Regions from separate parts of the Mus musculus genome. Here region 2 is linked to region 1. A link is a contact called in ENCODE POLR2A ChIA-PET data. All regions are on one chromosome and are shown on one strand. The core of a region is the stretch at or near the end of the contact, and the rest is flanking DNA. Distances in the headings are between cores, read along the strand shown. Region 1 holds the start of Ubxn4 (UBX domain protein 4). Region 2 holds the start of Mcm6 (minichromosome maintenance complex component 6).

What was found. ChIA-PET counts read pairs that join two places held with the same protein, here RNA polymerase II (POLR2A).
Region 2: POLR2A ChIA-PET joins it to region 1 with 18 read pairs in embryonic stem cell. The contact joins the promoter of Mcm6 here to the promoter of Ubxn4 in region 1. POLR2A ChIA-PET finds 5 or more read pairs at or near these places in 3 of 5 experiments (Patski and embryonic stem cell).

What each region holds. Positions count from the first base shown.
Region 1 is chr1:128,240,817-128,246,323 of GRCm38, reverse strand. It overlaps Ubxn4 (UBX domain protein 4), which reads right to left and starts at 2,187. Exons shown (of 13, transcript NM_026390.3): 1 at 1,772-2,187. The coding sequence starts at 1,853. It overlaps Gm41949 (a long non-coding RNA gene), which reads right to left and starts at 1,765. Exons shown (of 2, transcript XR_878509.3): 1 at 1,682-1,765; 2 at 1-1,561.
Region 2 is chr1:128,357,488-128,362,994 of GRCm38, reverse strand. Mcm6 (minichromosome maintenance complex component 6) reads left to right here and starts at 3,290. Exons shown (of 17, transcript NM_008567.2): 1 at 3,290-3,536. The coding sequence starts at 3,430.

The sequences.
Region 1 (5,507 bases), core at 938-3,437:
TCTGTGAGTTCAAAGCCAGTCAAGGTTATAGTCAGACTCTGTACACTCAGCCCCAACACTGACTGTTAAAATGTAAAAATGTTAACCTGTTGTGTTGCACACGTCTGTAATCACAACACTTGGGAGCAGAGAATCAGGATTTCAAGGTCAGCCTGGGCTATATGAAATCCTGTCTCAAAAAAAAAAAAACCAAACCAAACCAAACCAAATAAAATACCACACAAGAAACCCAAAAATCCTAGAATAGAAAAACCAAGCAAACAGTTTTTGTGAGACTGGCCCAAGTTACTTACAACTTTGGACCTAAGTGGTTCAACTACAAAAACAAGACAATAAAACTACCTTTCCCCCCAGAACTATTGAAATTTTGTGTGGAACACAGTTTAAAATGTTGTAAACTGCGGCTAGAGAGATAGCTCAGTGGTTAAGAGCAGCTGCTCTTTCAGATGACCTGAGTTCAATTTCTAACCTGAGTTCAATGTCGTGTTCTTTCCATTTTCATGTGACTACTATTCTTACTGGATTACAAGATTAATTTATTAATTTAATTTAAAGTATAATTCAATATAGCCTAAGTAATTTATGCTTTTCTAATTAACAGCAAGCATCAAGTTGAAAAGTTAGCATAACAAAACAGACATTTAAAATTTAAAATGCTCAAATTCACATGTCAGTTTTTTTTTTTTTCCCACAGAGATGAACAAAGTTACAGAACTCTTAAAAGCCATGGGTCAATTATGAGTAACTGTTACTGAACACAAGTGACTGAAGAAATTAATAGTTGTCACTTCAGATTAATAGTTGTCACACAAACTGGTCCATGTATCAAGAATGTACAAAACTATAGAAGCAGATGGTTGACTGCGGATATACAAGACTTCAGCAATAAAACAGGAGGCTATGGAACCAACTGATTTAGAGCAATATGGGGTAAATGAGTTGGCACATGTCTGGAAAACTACATTTTAGGTTAGAAGAGAGGAAGAATCAGGACTGAGTATGTACTTTAAAAACTATGTTAAAAGTTAAAAAAAAAAAAGGTCAACTTGTAATAAAGTAATTATTGCACCTCAGTTCCCTCTGAGTACTATGATAAAAGAGTACCATCTGTGAGCTCAAGTTTATGTTTCGGGAACATTCTAAGACATCAGGTGGTTTCTTTGTGGCTTACCGATGACACAGCTTTCTTGACAGCTCACAACTTTCTAGACCCAGTTGTCTGCCTAGTGGCCTGTCCCAACCACACCCGCACACCAAGAATTAAAAGGTCCAAGCTGCCAGAAGAGGAGATCCCAGAGGACCAAGAAGGGGAACACCAGGGCTGGGGGTCTTGGGGGGGGGGGTCTGCCTGCGACAACCCGATTGCCAAGGCCTGCAGGGCGCGACTCCTCGCAGGGTTCAGTGATTGGGGACAGGGCCTGGACGCGCTTCCCACACAGATGCAGACAGGTCACGCCGGAGTCCCCAACAGACCCCAGAAGCACCAAGTGGCACTGGGCCCGCCCGCGGCCTGGAGAGGCTTGGCGTCTGGGTCGGCCCCGCAGCGGAGCAAGCCTGGAGCCTTATAAAAAAAAAAAAAAAAAAAAAAAAAAGCTGTACTGGCCCGGACAGGAGACGAGCGGCCCCGAAGAGACCGAGTGGACTGGGCGACAGGGTCTTAGGCTGTCTGAGCCCGGCCCACCTTAGCTCCTCCTGCCTAGCTCACTCGACGCTAACGAGAATCCAGAACAAGATCAAAGCGCCACCGTTCTCGGGCCCTCTCCCCAGTCACCTGCCACGAACACCACGAAGACCGCGCCGCTCCTCTTAGCAGACGCGATGGCCGCCGGGATGGCGCCCTGGAACCACAGCATCGTCCCCTTCAGGCCCAGGCGCTCGCTCGGTGTGTCGTCGCCGCGGTGCCACAGCCGACCCCGCCCTCCTGGTTCTTTGGCCTCGTGGCCCCGGCAACCACCGGCTAATCCGGGCCCCGGTCTGAGGACCCAGCCAGCCCGTACGCCCGACAGCCACCCCCTGGGGACGCGCACCGGAGCGCGCTTGGCAAGAAAAGTACGCCCCTGTGTCACGTGACGACGACACTCCTCGTCAGGGGTCGCGCGCCCCGGTGCCTGGTCGGCTAGGTAAGTCCGTAAGTGCGCGCCCCCGCGAAGCCTCGGGTTCCGACTCCAGGAAGTGGAAGGAAGTATCAGGAAGGATGACTAACCGCTACGGCACGTTGACGTCGCCTGCAGTGAGGCTTCCTGGGAATTGTAGTCTTCCGAGGCTTGTTAATTTGCGGAAAGGTAAACTGTGGGCTCAAAGCATGGCGAGAGTGAGCATAGTGAGCACATCAACGCTGTAAGAGTAAATGCTAGGTATCGAGTTGCTGTCACCCTCTGACTTCTGCAAGCAATCTGCTCCACAAATAAACAAGCTTTACGGGGCTTGACCCGAAGCCTTTGGTTTTTATTTAATTTGACCCTGTGAAAAAGATGGGATTCAGAGGGGCGTGGCAAACCACGCATTTAATCCCAGCAATCCGAAAGCAGAGGCCTGCCTGCCTGTATGAGATGGACAGCTTAGTCTACAAGGTGAGTTCCGCGGACTGTCAGGATTTGTACAGAGACCCTGAATAACAAACAAACAAACAAACAAACAAAAACCAACCAACCAACTTACCAAAAACCCCAAACAAACAAAAGAAAAAGACCGGCTAGAGGTACAACAGTGTTCCTCCTCGCCCGCCTCCCACCCCGCAGTACCACATAGGCCCCTTATCTGAAGGGTAAGCGAAGTGGCAGAATGCTGGCTTTTGGCTATAATGTGCATTTACTAACTGGATCACATTGTAAAACCTTCAGCCACTATGCTATGCTATTGAAAAAACTTATTTATTTTTAATTCTGTGAAGACAATCCTCCTACCTGTACCATCCAGCGTGTACCATCTTGGCTGGCTGTACTTAACTTGTATGAATATCATGTAAAGAAAATATTTCTGTTGTTTCCTTGAGTGATAGAGTAAAGAAAGTCTAAATGGAGTAGAATCAACTTGTGTATAGGCCAGTAAGAAAATAAATTAATAACTATGTAAGGTTTATGGATGCATACGAAATCAAAATGGAAGAAAAAACATTTGCACAAGTTTCTAGTGTTTGGTTTCGGACTTGGGGACAAGGGACTGAGGTGCATATTTTCCACACCAAAGCAGACCTGGCCTCCAGGTTCTCCCAGCATCCCTCAGTCCATACCCTGCCTCCAACTTTGAACTTCCCAGTCCAGATCTCTCTCTCTCTCTCTCTCTCTCTCTCTCTCTCTCTCTCCTTGCCCATTCCCACTCCCCCCCCTTCTCTCTTACTATATATCTTCCTCCACTAGCTGCTCCCCTCTCCCTGGTGGCAACTTCCTTGGCCTTGATCCTTGGGGCCAGTGAACTCGCCGACCGAGAGCGGTTTCCCAAAAACCTGCCTTTAATATAATCTAATCTGGCTTAAATTGGCCAATTTCTCCTATCTTCCTTCAAATATATATATATATTTAACTACTTTGATATCCCTTTTCTGCTTCGAAGGCAGATACAAGTGACTAATACAAAGCAGCATTAGTGGCAGGACGTGGAAACAGCTACCCCAGTTCGTGAGCACCTCCATTTATTACTAGCACAACTCCCTCTCTGACAGTTCAGTTGTCTCACTAGTCAATTGGAGCCTTGGAGGGAACCTACCCTTTAGGCTATGTGACCACACAGAGACCCTTGTGTTTAGCAAGTACTTGTTACTTATGTAGCAATTAAGTGCTTTACAGATGTTAGCTATTGTTTCTGAATGCCTGCCCCAAATCCTGTTTAAGGAAATTATGCATGTACTTTTCAGAATTCAAAGTTTTGCTGGATCATTTCTAAACTTAACCACTGAACAAACATTTGTTGAGGTCTTAGTAAACAAAAGAACCACCTCAAGGATTACATTCCTCTGGCCAGCAGTAAAACATTAAGCAATAAATAGGGCAATTACTCCTGTAATTGCCACTGTAATAAATGGCAGAGAAGAGGAACTACAGAATGTTTTAACTTACACCAAGTCATTAATTATAGTTCACCAGGAATGCCTCATGAAGGGCTGAAAAAGTTGGCTTCTTCCTTTTTTTTTTTAGTTTTTCGAAATAGGGATTCTCTGTATAGCCCTGGCTGTCCTGGAACTCAACTTTGTAGACCAGGCTGGCCTCGAACTCAGAAATCGGTCTGCCTCAGCCTCCCAAGTGCTGGGATTAAAGGCATACACCACCACTGCCTGGCCTAGAAGTTGGCTTTTTTTTTTTTTAATTTTTTTTATTAGGTATTTTCCTCGTTTACATTTTCAATGCTATCCCAAAGGTCCCCCATACCCACCCCCCCAATCCCCTACCCACCCACTCCCCCTTTTTGGCCCTGGCGTTCCCCTGTACTGGGGCATATAAAGAGAAGTTGGCTTCTTGAAGGTCATATTTAAGTATGAACAGAGGGGCTTGGTAGAGATAGGCTCCATGTTCAAACACACATATGGCTCTTGCAGAGGACTTGAGTTCAATTGTGAGTACCTACATTAGGTGGCTCACAACAGTCTATAATTTCACAAGCTCCTCTGGCCTCTGTGGACACCTGCATGCATGTGCACCTACTACACACACACTATTAACAACAATCATTTTTTTGAGTTAAATTAACTGGAAAATGCCAGTAGAAAAGAATAAATGTTCTGGGAAGAGTTTAGTTTCCAATACCTATCTCAGGCAGTTCATAGCCTCCTGCTATCTCCAGCTCCAGCTAGGGAGTCCAGTACCTTCTGACCTCTGTGGGTACTCATAAACACAGGCACATGAAAATAAAACTAATCTTAAAATACAAGCATATCCAAACACAATCCCTGGAGCTAGAGTTATAGGTATTTCAGAGCTGTCTGGTGTGGGTGCTGGGAACTTCATCTTCAACTGCATGGTGGCAGGTGCCTTTAACTGATGAGCCATCTTCCTGGTCCAGGACTATCGTTTTATTATAGTTATTGGAGAAAAGACACTTTCTATGTAGACCAGGCTGATGTAGAACTTTTGCTCTACCATTATGCCTATCTTCTGAGAACTATTATAGGCTTGAGCCACCATGCCTGGTGTGAATTATTTTGAGGTTCAAGTGAAGTGTGTAAACTGAGTGTACTGGCTAGTTTTGTGTCAACTTGACACAGCTGGAGTTATCACAAAGAAAGGAGCTTCAGTTGAGGAAATGCCTCCATGAGATCCAACTGTAAGGCATTTTCTCAATTAGTGATCAAGGGGGAAAGGCCCCATGTGGGTGGGATCATCTCTGGGCTGGTAGTCTTGGTTCTATAAGAGAGCAGGCTGAGCAAGACAGGTGAAGCAAGCCAGTAAAGAACATCCCTCCATGGCCTCTGCATCAGCTCTTGCTTCCTGACCTGCTTGAGTTCCAGTCCTGACTTCCTTTGGTGATGAACAGCAGTATGGAAGTGTAAGCCAAATAAACCCTTTCCTCCCCAACTT
Region 2 (5,507 bases), core at 2,041-4,540, 120 kb before region 1:
GAAAGAGTGAGGGCACAGAGTTATGTGGGCAAGACGCACAGACCTGGGGCAGGTGGGAAGTGATCCTACTCCTGCCAGTCTCGGGAAGATTTCCAGGGGTTGACATACCTCCATCCCACTCTTGCTCCAGGGGTGCTTCCTGGTCCACACTGTAGATCAACATGAGCTGAACTCACCATATCTGTGCTAGTCTCTAACTTGAGTGACTGTCTGCCAACAACAGGAGTTGATGGCTGTGGTCTACTGTAGCACCATCCCTAGAGACAAAACATCCATTTTGTAGAAGCTTAGTGATGCCAGGCACTAAGCACCAGGAGAGGAGTAGCACTGTACCTGAGCTCAGGTAGCCTTTAGACTAGATAGGCCATGGGCCTAGAGGAAATCAAATACTATTCTGTTAAAGGAACATAACAAATGACTCATAAGGACATCTGTCTATACCCATAGATCAGTGCCTTATTCAGCCAGCATCAGAGAAGCTTCCTCTTGCAGTGGGTGAAAACTAACGCAGACCCACAACTGGACAATGTGCAGAGAGTGAGATTGCCTTGATCAAGCCTCTCCCTTCAGGCTTCAGGAGGCTATGTGGAAGAGGCCAAAGGACTGTAAGGGCCAGAGAGGATGGATGACACCAAGGAAGCATTGTCTCTCAGATACAACAGGATCGATCGATGCACACTGGGATGCAGAATGTGACAGCATGCATAGGGCCTACATAGGTTCAAGCCAACAGAGACCCAGTGCTTGCAAGGGAAATTGACACAAGCTCCTATCCCCAACCTGGAAACTGTCTCCAATTGACATCCATTTACAAAGAAAAATTAGATTTTTGCATCTTTTGGCTTCTGAGGGAATCTTCAGGGGAGAGACTCTCAGGTTTGTTTTTGATTTCTTCAAGTTCTAGATCCGAAGTGTGTGGTGTCTATGGCAATAGGGTTTTACCTTCAAGGTCTAAGATAACTGTATTTTGGGGGGGCAGTCTTTCGGACTTCCTTGGCCAACAACTTGAAGAGAAGATTTTGCTGCCTAGGACTGGAGTTTGTATTAATCTGTATCTTTTGAAAGGGAGTGTTATCGCTGCAATTGGAATAACTTCAGGAAATGTATCTTCATATGTGTATATGCTATAACTTTTCAGTCACCCTTAATGCTCTAATCCTCCCTCTCTCCCGCTTTCTCTGTCTTGCCTTCCCTCTCCCAGAGTAAAAGCTCAACACCACAGGGGCTGTCTCCAGTTGTCTTCCCTTGCGTAGCATTTGTGATCTGTTATTCTCCTTTCTAGAGCGTGTTCTACAACTTTGCTGATTTCTGCTGTTATTTCTAACAATATACACACATCTAAGGATTCAGAACTAGTATCCACAAACCATCCAGTCTCTCTGGAGTTGGGTTATCTGACTCAGAAAAACAGTTTTCATTTATTTATTTATTTATTTATTTATTTATTTATTTATTTATTTATCTATTTAAGGCAGGGTCTCACTTTGTAGCACTAGCTAGCTGGTCTGGAGCTTTTAAGGAAAAAAAATGTAACAAAACACACACCACACACTCACACTATCAACTAAACCTGGGCATCTGGGCACACTTGTGAAGGGTTTTCTTGGTTGGATTCTGTGACGTGAGAAGATTTACCTTAAATCTGCATCTTTTGTAATCAGAAGACCCACACCCTAAAAGCCCCGGAGTGGTTTTTGGAAGGCAAGGGCAGCTGGATCTCTTGACTTCAAGGCCAGCCTGGTCTACAAATCAGGTTCCAGGAAGCCAGGATTACTACACATAGAAATACTGGCGCACGCCTTTAATCCCAGCACTCGGGAGGCAGAGGCAGGCAGATTTCTGAGTTCGAGGACAGCCAGGGCTACACAGAGAAACCCTGTCTCGAAAAAAACAAAAAAACAAAAAAAAAAAGAAAAAAAGAAAAAGAAAAGAAATACTCTCTCTAAAAATAAAAAGGCCCATCCAATATCTGGGCCACACCTGGTGACAGCATACCTAAAATGACACAGAAGGAAGCCTTTTGTGCGTTTGCCTGCCTGTCCTCACTCTCACTGGCAAGTCCATCTATCATCCTGCTGCTGAGGCAGCAATTAATGTATTAGAACCTGTTTCTTCAGGACTCCCAACATTTAATGAAAACCTGCTAAGACATCCAGCCTTGTGGGCTGAACCACCATCTGCTTGGCGTTTTTATTGGAAGACAGCCACTGTTGAGCTAGCCAGACAACAGCCTGTATGCTAAACTTAGTAAATCCTGTGTGTGTGTCTTTATCAGTTTTGTTTCTCTAGAAAGCCCCAGGATTCTCACTCAGTGAAGGCTACATTTGGAGTTGGCAAAGGAGGGAGGGATTTGAGGCTTCAAGTCTTCAACACCTTCAATTGCAGATCTCTATAGTATATTTCCTAATAGATTATAAAAGTATTAATTTTATATACTCTGCCTGGCATTAAATTTTTAACATCCAGTAAGCCTCGAAAAAGTGACTTATTTATTCTGGTCCAGGTTTACTGTGTCCTGGAAGCCCAGGATAAAAGTGCTGGTGGTGAAACAAGTTATCAGCACTAAGCTATCAAAGTCGAGGAGGGACTGGCAATGTGGATCATTTACTAGCAAGGTAGTCCTTGTTCTACACTCAGAAGGCTTTAGGTTCAGTCCCAGCACCACGTGAACCCAGAATTCAAGGCCAGCCTGGGCTATGTGAGACCCTCTCAGTTTAAAAAAGAAAAGAAAGTCAAATGGTATGCAGATTGTCAGAATATATCTATCTCTGTCTTTTTAAGTGTATGTGTATGCACATGTGTTCTTAGAAGTCAGAAGAGGGTATCAAAGTCGCTAAGCTGGAGTTAAAGGTGGTGACTGTCTCATGTAGCTGCTAAGAAACAAGCTTGGGTCCGCTGCGGAATGAGTTACTCTCTAAGCCTTTGCTCCTGTCCTCCACCTGACTTTTAAGGGGCTCTCTCCTGTAGTTTGGTTTGCTCATACCTTACTTCCTCCAGATGCACAATTCACAGTAGGTTTAACCCTGAGTGACCAAAAACAAAACAAAAAAACCCAAAAAAGTCTATACATAAACTCTGGGGGTAAAGGGAGAGAGGGAGGGGTTAGCTCCTCAAGCCAAAACAACCAGAGGGTGGGTGCGACTACATTGCGCATGGGCAAAAGCTTCATGGCGTATGCTTTTGGCGCGAAAAGTGCGTGCGGTGGGCGGGGCTCTGTACGGAACCGCCATTGATTGGACGGGTTTGGCGCGAAGTAGCTCAGCTCCTACCCTGTTATTGGCTGAGGTGAGAGGGCGGGGCTAGCCGGAGGCGCGCGCGAAGTGGCAGCGCGGAAGGAGCTACGCGTGGAACCTGCGGCCGGGCTATCTGCAGCTGCGGACTCTCCTCCGCGGTGGTCTTCCCTCAGCAGCGCGTACTCTCGGCGCCGCCATGGACCTCGCAGCGGCCGCGGAGCCCGGCGCCGGAAGCCAGCACCCGGAGGTGCGCGACGAGGTGGCCGAGAAATGCCAGAAGCTGTTCCTAGACTTCCTGGAAGAGTGAGTGGCCTCCGGGGGCTCGCGGGCCGGGCGGAGACCGGGGCCATGTGTGCTCCGGAAGGGATGGGCCCCGGCCCGGCGGGAATCCGAAGCCTCCTCGACTCCTTTCTTCACCGCAGCGCTCCCTTGTGTCATACTGTGCTGCTTTTTCATTACGTTTCTAAAACAGGGTTTCGAACTCGCTGTGTAGCCAAAGATGATTTTGAACTTGTAATCCTCCAGCCTCCGCTTAGCTTGTGCTGGAATGACAGATGTGCACCGCCATGACTAGTTGGGGCGATGCTGGGAATGAATCCCAGCAGGACTCACGTCGCAACCCAGTGAGGCCAGAGTTTGGTTTTTTGGGAGGTGGGGGGGGGGGGGGGGGGCGTTACCTCTTGAGTAGGGTTGGGCACACAGCCCAGAACCAGGAGCTTGCAATGCAAGCAAACCTGGGCCAGCTCGTTCTAACAGGAATCTATGGCTTGATGACTGTTCAGTGAAATGAGTTCTGCCCTATATAATGAAAGAATTGTTCTAGACATCTAGCTGCCTCCTTCCCATCCCTCCCTCCGCTTCTAGCACCTAGCAGCAACCACATACCAGTGTGCTCCTTACTCTTCCGCCTCCAATAGTAAACAATTCTTTTCTTTTTCTTTTTAAAGATTATGTCAGTATATAACAAAAACTTAAGAGTTTTGACCTTTTGGGAGTGTACAACAAGCATCTTGAGGTGCATTCAACTTGTACAATGATCCCTGTTTGAAACTCTTCCAACTCTACCTACTAAATAGTTAGAGCCTCTCTAACTCTCCTAGCCTCCTGACACCTGCCACACTTCTAACATTGAACTGGATCACTATAGGTGCCTCCGATAAGTGTGTGTGGCTAATTTTGCTAGACATGCAGCTTATTGTAATCAAGGGTTTGCCTTTTAAGGCAGAATAAAATGACATGGCACGCGTATACTGGTTACCACATATTGCTGATCTAGTCGTCCTTTTGGCTCTACAGCTATCTTTTGAAGTTCTGCTATACTTAAAACTGTAAGCAGGCCAGTGTTGGGCACAAGCCAGCGGTAGACGGATCCTATGAGTTCAAGGCCAGCCTGGTCTACAAAGTGAGTTCCAGGACAGAGCTCAGGGCTACATAGAAAGTCTGGTGCTGAAAAACAAAACAAACAAAAATAACCCTCTGGAATTTAAATTCTATGTTCCAACCTTTGTAATGTTTTTGGCAGTCGGTACAGCTGCTTGTCCTTCAAAACCCAAGTCTCCTTTTGATTAAAGTCTGTGTAAACCAGCAGTTCTCAACATGTAGATCAGGATCCCTTGGGGCACATACCAGATCCATATGCACAGTATGGTCCATAACAGCAAAATTAGTTATGAAGTAGCAATGAGATGGTTTTATGGTTGGGGTCATCACACATGAGGAACTGTATTAAAGGGTCTCAGCGTTAAGGTCGAGAACCACTACTTTAGACCATTCAGGCAACAAGCAGTAGCTACTTCTTTGCCTGTGATCCCAGCAGGCCTGCTATTTTCCAGATGCCAAGGGCCTTTTCTTGGTAGCTAAGAGCTGGAGCTAAGCATAAACAGGACTTAGTTTTTAAAATAATCAACTTCCATTCACAGAGCAGCTTTGCTTTTGCTTGCAGAAGAGTCTAAATATTTCTTTTTTGTTTGTTTTTATTTTGAGACAGGGTTTCTTTGTGTAGCCCCTTCAACTCAGACATGTGCTTAACTCTGCCTCCCAAGCACTGGGGCTAAAGGTGTGCACTGTCGCCACCCAGCTATGTCTAAATTTTCTGTTAGTTTCATTTTCCATGAGTCACCACGGGTGGCTCAGCTATCTATTTTTTGCTGCTTGCTTGTTTTCTTAATAATGTTAGGGAAGGAACCCAGACAGAGCCTTACACATGGTAGACAAGCATTCCGCCCCTGAGTCTGTGTCTCCAGCATCTATCCCCTTTGTTTCTTTATTTGATAG